Linked DNA regions of Homo sapiens: region 2 is linked to region 1. A link is an interaction called in ENCODE POLR2A ChIA-PET data of the cell type or tissue named here. Cell type or tissue: B cell. All regions are shown on one strand.

Region 1 (4,000 bases):
GAATTCCAGTAATTCCATCCTAGGTGGCCAGGCTTTCAAAGTGACAATTAATTTGCCAAACTAAGATATGATGATGGACTAAAAGACAAGAGTTTCCTAGCAGTTTCTTCCCACACAGAAGAAAATATCTGTGTTAATATTGGCCTTGTCATACCTCAAAAGGTATAGTTCTCAAGATGTGGATTTCAGATCAGAAAAGAGAGGCAAGAATCATCATTTGCTGAGAATCTACTAGCACAAGCATTTAAATATGTAACCAGCATGTTGACTAAGAACCATTTGTAATAATCAAAACACAATGTATTTTTATCTGCCCCCATCTATTTAAAATGTATTCACTAGGGCTCCCACCTGTAATCCCAAAACTTTGGGAGGGTAAGGTGGGTGAAACTCAGGTGAGCCCAGGAGTTTGAAACCAGCCTGGGCAATAGAGTGAGACTCCAGCTCTTCAAAAACTTAAAAGAAGAAAAAAAGAGAGATCTAAAAAAAAAATTTATTCTCTATGTAATCTTCCCCTGCTCTGAATGGAAACGACAAAATCCCATGACTTCTCTATTCATTCATGGGAACATAGTCCTACATCGCTACAAATACAGCCTCAGAGTAGCATTTAGAATATAACTACCAGGTGAGGTGGCTCATGCCTGTAATCCCAACACTTTGGGACGCTGAAGTGGACAGATCACCTGAAGTCAGGAGTTTGAGACCAACCTGGCTGACATGGTGAAACCCTGTCTCTAATAAAAATACAAAAAATTAGCCAAGTGTGGCAGTGCGCCCCTGTAATCCCAGCCACTTGGGAGCTTGAACCCGGGAGATGGAGGTTGCAGTGAGCCAAGATCGCACCACTGCACTCCAGCCTGGGCAGCAGAGCAAGACTCCGTCTAAATATATATATATATATATATATATATATATATATATATATATATATATATATATATATACACACACACACACATATGAGTTAAAATGCTTCCAACTTCATTCATAAGGTTTTTCCCTTTACTCCAAGCTGAGAGTAATGAAAAAGAGTGATTCACCCTTGAGCTCTCTCTGCTCACCTCCTCACCAGCACCCGAGTGGCTGTATCTCCACAAGCAACAAGGCAGCAGTGATAGAGGGGCAAGGATGTTCCTATCTGGTGGGGTGGCTTCACCATGGTGCTACAGGACAGGAGAACTAACTCCTCTTCTTCCCTTGGGCACTGATGTAGATTCTCTAGAGATTCTGATTGCTGGGACCCTCTCTTTTGTAGCTATATCTTGACCTAAGCAGATGCTTCTCTACTCTGAGTGGTCACTTGCTACTCCTTCCTCAGGTTCTATGAATCTGGAGTTCACCTCTTTCTTCTCCCTGCTGTTAGGGGTCCTTTGTTCTTCCAGATAACTCTCCTGGACAGGACCCAAAATGACCCTACACTGGTTTCACCTCTCTCTCTCTCAAGGCCACATATGGTTTACGGGAAACAATTACACATCCTTTACCCCAATAACTCTGGAAGTGCAGACTGATCCCAATCAAGCCATTCTATCTTCTCATCACAGCCCCCTTTGGCTTCCTCAAGCATGAGTCAAGCACCAGTCCTTTGTGTCTTCTAATAGCAGCAAATGCATTCAAGCTCCATTGAAGCCTGCCTTCCTAGCTTTGAGTTGAGGAGGATTGCTTCTGCTGCCCTTCTCCCATAAGAACCATGGCAATAGTTCTTTCTAGAGTCTGCTTTGGCAGTTTTTTCTCTTCATTCCCTGACCTTCTTTATTGTCCTTGATCTGATTCAAAAGCTGAGAGACATTTGTCTAATGTGAAACATTCCCCTTGCAAAATCTGCAAATGGTTTCTAACTCACAGTTAGTTTGGAACTTGACGCCTGGTGTACTGGCATCCTGGGAAGAATTTCATTTTAGTATCCTCATACTATATAGGAGGTTTTATTTTACTGGTGAGAATATCAAGACTTTGAGAGGTTAAGTGACAGTGTTTGGGTGGGGTCCCAGGTGAAAAAAAAATCAGAAAGGGGAACTCTAAAATCACTGTAAAAACTTTGAACAAGCCAGGCATGATGGCTTATGCCTGTAATCCCAGCACTTTGGGAGGCCAAGGAGGAAGGATCACTTGAGGCAAGCAGTTTAAGACCAGCCTAAGCAACATAGTGAGACCTCATCTCTACAAAAAATTTAAAAATTAGCCAGGCGTGGTGGTGTGTAGCCTGTAGTCTCAGCTACTTGGGAGGCTGAGATGGGATGATCACTTGAGCCTAGGAGTTTGGGGCTGCAGTGAGCTATGACTGTGCTACTGCATTCCACCCTGGGCAACAGAGGGAGACTCTGTCTCATAAACAAAAAAGCAAAAAACAAAAATGAAACCTACCTCTGAACAAACCTCTGGCTCATCCCTGAGAGATACATACATGGGGCAGACTGCAAATAGCCCAGCTAGAGATAATATAACAAAACCAAGATTTGGGCTGCTAAAAAAAAAAAAAAAGATATAATTTTCTGTTTTAATCCAAACAAGTTAATTGTGTGCAAAAAAAAAAAAAACAAAAAACAAAAAAACAAAACCAATAACAACAACAACAAAAAAACTTCAGCATTCTTTAGGGGACTATATCAGAACCCAGAAGATAACATCCACACTGTCCACAATATAATCCAAATTACTTGGATTATATATATAAAAAAAAAAAACAGGAAAATGTGATTCAGTCTCAAGACAAAAGATGATTGAAACCAATTCCAATATTACCAAAATGTCAGAATTGCCAAAGATGTTAAAGCAGTTATTATAACTATGCATGATGAAGCAAAGCAAAATATGCTGTAATAAATGAAAAAAGGAAATATCAACAAACAGAAAATTTTGATAAAGAAAACAAATTCCCAAATTGAAAAATACAATATCCAAAATTTGAACTTCACTGAAAGTACTTAACAGAAGAACAAAGATGGCAGAAAAAAACTGTGAACTTGAAGATGTATCAATAAAAAATAGAAAGAAGAAAGATTTTTAAAATTTTACAAAATGGACAGAGTTTAGGGACTTGTGAGTTAATAATGAGAAGTCTAACATACAAGTAATTGGAGAGGATAGAAAAAGTGGGGTGGAACAAATATTTGAAGATATATTTAGTGGCTCCAAATCTCCCAAATTTGGTGAAACATGCAGATTGTAGATGCTTAATTTATTTATCCAAGCAGGATAAATGCATCAAAACCACACTTAGGTACATAATAATCAAGCTGTTGAAAACCAAAGATTAAAAGAAAATGTTGAAAGCAGACAGAAAAGAAACAGCTACATACAGGGGAATAACATTTGGAATGACTAATAATGGTTATTTTCTTAGACACTATTAAAGCCTACAGAGCAATTGTAAAGTGAGAAAACAAAACAAAACACAACTTGTCAACCCGGAATTCTATATTCAATGTAAAAACATTTTAAATAAAACAGAAATTCTTTGCCTACAGTAGGAGAATAGCTAAATAAAGTTTTTTAGGCTAAAGAGAAATAATTTGGGCTGGAAAGCTAGATCTTCAGGAAATAATAAAGAGCAAAGGAAATTGTAAATATCTAGGTACATATAAAATACTAGCTTTCCTCTTATTAGCTTAAAATTTATAGCACTGTTTAAAGCAAACATCATGAGTTTGTAATGTATGTATAATAGATGCAATACGTATGATACTCAGCATAAAAGATGGGAGGGTGGTAAACAGTTACAAGGTTATTGCGTTTTACATGAAGTTGTGCAATATTAATGCTAAGTACACTATAATCCTTGCTGAACAAAGGGTCAAAAGATCTTTAGAAATAATGAAAATTAAGCGCAGAAAGAAGTACTGAGATATGGGAAAGAACGATGAGCAAAGAAATTGGTAAATTTGAGTAAATCTAAACAAGCATTAATTGCATAAAACAATATGAAGAGTTAACTGCAAAAATATTAGGAGAAAACAACTGAAATACTTGATAATAATAATAAAAAAGACAGAAGGAC
Region 2 (4,000 bases), 110 kb after region 1:
GGCACTTATCACCATGTCCGGCTAATTTTTATACTGTTTGTATAGATGGGATTTTGCCATGTTGCCCAGGCTGGTCTTGAATTCCTGGTCTCAAGCAATCCTCCCCTCTCATCCTCCCCAAATGCTGGAATTACAGGCATGAGCCACTGTGCCTGGTCCTCTTTTCTCATTTCCTTAAGTCTTGGTAAAATAGTTTTATAATATCTGGGCATTTTTACAATTGAGCTCTTAGTCATGAAGGGTGTGTTTCTCAGTCTGGCCTTCTACCCATATAGAAGGAGGGTGGGGTGTGGCTGTTGCCTGCTCCCCACAGAAACACCCTTATGGTCTCTAGGAGGGGTAAGTCATATTGTTATCACGTTCACTTATTTACAGACATTTAGCTACTAGGTAAACATTACAAAGATTGTGGATTTTTAAAATGTTGCCACACAAACAGCCAACTGAGTTATGTTAGAATCATCCTTGGTAACAGATTTCTGCATTTACTGCAGTTATTCAACGTTTGGGTGTGTGCGGGTGTCTTGTTTTTCCTACTTTATGTTAAGCTATTTACAAACAAGGGACATATGATTATACTTCTATTTAAACCTGTGCAGGCCTAGTTACTGTTAGCAGACCTGTCCATAGTATCGGTTAAGGCAACTAGAAGCAGGCAACAGAGCACAGAACAAGATGGTTCTAGTCTACTGTTCTCCTTTTCTAATAGAAATTAACTGAATTCCGGCAACACTTGAGGTTTTGGGGCTCCTCTCTTTCACCATATGCTGGAATGAGTCAAGGCTGTGTATGGGAAATGATCACTCTATTTAAATTATGTCATTTAAACCTCCCTGTTGAGTAACAGACTTGACTTCTCTCAACAGTCAATCGGATCCACAAGATGAAGAATGCCATTGTGTGAGTACAGATTTGAACCCTGTTGCTAATCACTGGATGACCCTTTGGGCTATTTATCAAAAGGATCTGCGCCTTTTCTAAGCCTAAACTCGAGAGTCAATGATTATCCTTTTGTCACAGTCTTTTCTCCATACTTTGTCCTATTTTTTTCTCCTACAAAAACCAAACACATTAGCCCAGCATAGTTGTGCATGCCTGTAGTCCCAGCTACTTGGGAGGCTGAGTTGGGAGGATCACTGAAGCCCAGAAGGTGGAGGTTATAGTGAGCTGAGATCGTGCCACTGTACTCCAGCCTGGGCGTCAGAGCGAGACCCCATCTCTATTTAAAAATAAGAAGAAGAAGAAAGAAAGAAAGAAAGAAAATAAGAAATTATAGGCCGGGCATGGTGGCTCACACCTGTAATCCCAACACTTTGGGAGGCCGAGGCAAGCTGACCACCTGAGGTCAGGAGTTCGAGACCAGCCTGGTCAACACGGTGAAACCCTGTCTCTACTAAAAATACAAAAATTAGCTGGGCGTGGTGGTGGCACACGCCTGTAATCCCAGCTACTTGGGAGGCTCAGGCAGGAGAATTGCTTGAATTCAGGAGGCAGAGGTTGAAGTGAGCTGAGATTGTGCCATTGTGCTCCAGCCTGGGCGACAAGAGCGAAACTCTGTCTTGGGGAAAAAAAAATATACATATATATATTTTTTTCATATGTGTGTATATATATATAAAAAACCCAAACATCTACTGATTGTTTGATCTAGTTATCATATATTGATTTAAAGTTTCTGGAGTTAAGAGGTCTTTACATAATAGAATTTTCAGTGATTCTCTTCTTTAGTATAATGTTCAAGTTATGCAAGTAATACATAAATTCAATTTCGGAAGAGCCATAGATTTAAATAATTAAGGGTAGCTTTCACTTCTGCCTGGTAATTTCACTTCCAGCTGGTGACACGTCAGCCTTGGTAGATGAGCTGGAGAAAGAATATTTAGGTGTTTCCATGACATGATGCTCTTTATTTATTTATTTTTTCACTTTAAATTGTCAGTCCAACAGAACACAAAGAATGAATATATATCAACTCCACACATCACTTCCCAAGATGCTTGCCTTTATTGCTGAGGTACTATTTTTATTTGACAACATTCAGAAAATATTCTGCGCACTTTTCAGAATCTCAGAGAACCACACATAGAACCAACGAAACTAAAAATATGACATATCTGTGTACAATTCCCATATGCTTCATGGAATGCTCAACAAATGTTTACTTTACAAAATGTAAAAGTATTTTTTATATCATGAAGATTACACAAAAAGTTTATAAAAAAATTATAAATTCAAATAGCATTTCTACTAGTCTAGTGCCCTAAATATCCGTTTTATCTGGGCATGAATGATTTGGCTTCAGTAAGCTTCAGCTCACTTATATCATTTAAACAATTACATTTAAGCTATCATATAGAGTACTGTGAATTTGTCAGAAAAAATCTTTAAGATATATAAAATGTTGTCCATGATATATGCAATAATGTCACAAAATAAGTATTGTTGCTGCTGAGACATTTATGGTTAAAATATAATTATCTTTTTATCTCAAGCAATGAGCATAGTACCTGGCTCATGGTAAGGTTTTTAAAAACAGCTTTTATTTAGATATGATTTACATACCATAGAATTCATTCATCCTTCACATGTATAATTCAGTAGTTTTTAGTATATTCACAGAGTTGTGCAACTAGCAACTTTTTGTTTGTTTGTTTGTTTGTTTGTTTTGGAGACAAGGGGTTGCTCTGTCACCTGGGCTGGAAGGCAGTGGCAGGATCATAGCTGACTGCGATCTCAAAGTCTCAAAGTCCTGGGCTCAAGTGGTCCTCCAGCCTCAGCCTCTTGAATAGTTGGGACTACAAGTGCACACTACCACACTCAGCTGATTATTATTATTATTATTATTATTACTGGTAGAGATGGAGTCTTGAATGTTGCCCAGGCTGGTCTCAAACTCCTGGGCTCAAGTGATTCTCCTGCCTCAGCCTCCCAAAGTGCTGGGATTACAAGCATAAACCACCTTGCCCTGCCATAACCCATTTTCTTTTTTCTTTCTTTCTCTCTTTTTTTGTTGAGATAGGGTCTCCTCTGTCACCCAGGCTGGAGTGCAGTGGCACAATCACAGCTCACTGCAGCCTCAAACTCCCAGCATCAGTGGATCCTCCCAACTCAGCCTCCCAAGCATCTGGGATTACAGGTGTGTGCCACAATGCCTGGCTAACTTTTGTATTTTTTGTAGGGATGGGGTTTTGCCATGTTCCCCAGGCTGGTCTCAAACTACTGCACTCAAGTGATCTACCCACCCTGGCCTTCCAAAGTGCTGGGATTATAAGCATGAGCCCCTCGAACAGCCATAAGCTATTTTCAAACCATTTTGATCACTCCAAAAGAAACCCACGCCCTTTGGCAGTCACTCCACATTCCCTCCTCACCTCAGCCTATTCTCTATTCTAGACATTTCATATAACTGGAATTATACAGTATGTGACCTTTTGCATCTGGCTTTCTTCACTTAGCCTGTTTTGAAGATTCATCCATATTGTAGCATGTGTCTTCATTTTGTTCATGGCTGAATAATATTCCATTGTCTGAATGTATCACACTTGGTTTATCCATTCATCATTTGATGGATATGTGGGTAGTTTTTACTCTTTGGATATTATGAATACTACTACTATGAATATTGATATACAAGTTTTTGTATGGAGATATGTTCTTATTTTTCTTGGTTATATACCTAGAAGTGGAATTACTGGATCATATGGTTAACTCTATGTGTAACATTTTGAGGAACTGCTAAGCTGTTTAAAAAGTATCTGCGTCATTTTACAATCTCACAGGCAACGTATGAAGATTTTAACTTCACATTTTCTCCAACACTTGCTACTGTCTGTCTGTCTTTTCTTTTTTTTCCCTTGATACAGGGCCTCATTCTGTCACCCAGGCTAAAGTGCAATTGTGTGGTCATGGCTCTCTGCAACCTCAAACTCTTGAGCTCAAGCAATTATTCCCCCTCAGCCTTCCAGGAAGCTGGGACTACAGGCATGTGCCACCATGCCAG

The links. Peaks named below come from ENCODE experiments on the same cell type or tissue, not always from the same donor. Only the 100,000 strongest peaks of a DNase experiment are listed, where the experiment ranks them.
Region 2: POLR2A ChIA-PET joins it to region 1 with 5 read pairs; 9 of 35 experiments call an interaction of 5 or more read pairs at or near these places.

The regions. Positions count from the first base shown.
Region 1 is chr10:23,323,007-23,327,006 of GRCh38, forward strand. All of the region lies in intron 2 of C10orf67 (chromosome 10 open reading frame 67), which reads right to left. Among named protein-coding and RNA genes, the nearest start is that of C10orf67-AS1, 19 kb to the right of the region's middle. RefSeq lists an enhancer at 2,271-2,320. In B cell, no CTCF peak of the experiment used is centred here; no DNase peak of the experiment used is centred here.
Region 2 is chr10:23,432,077-23,436,076 of GRCh38, forward strand. No RefSeq gene overlaps it. Among named protein-coding and RNA genes, the nearest start is that of OTUD1, 5.0 kb to the right of the region's middle. RefSeq lists an enhancer at 81-1,143. In B cell, no CTCF peak of the experiment used is centred here; a DNase peak (open chromatin) is centred at 1,835; H3K27ac peaks cover 275 bases.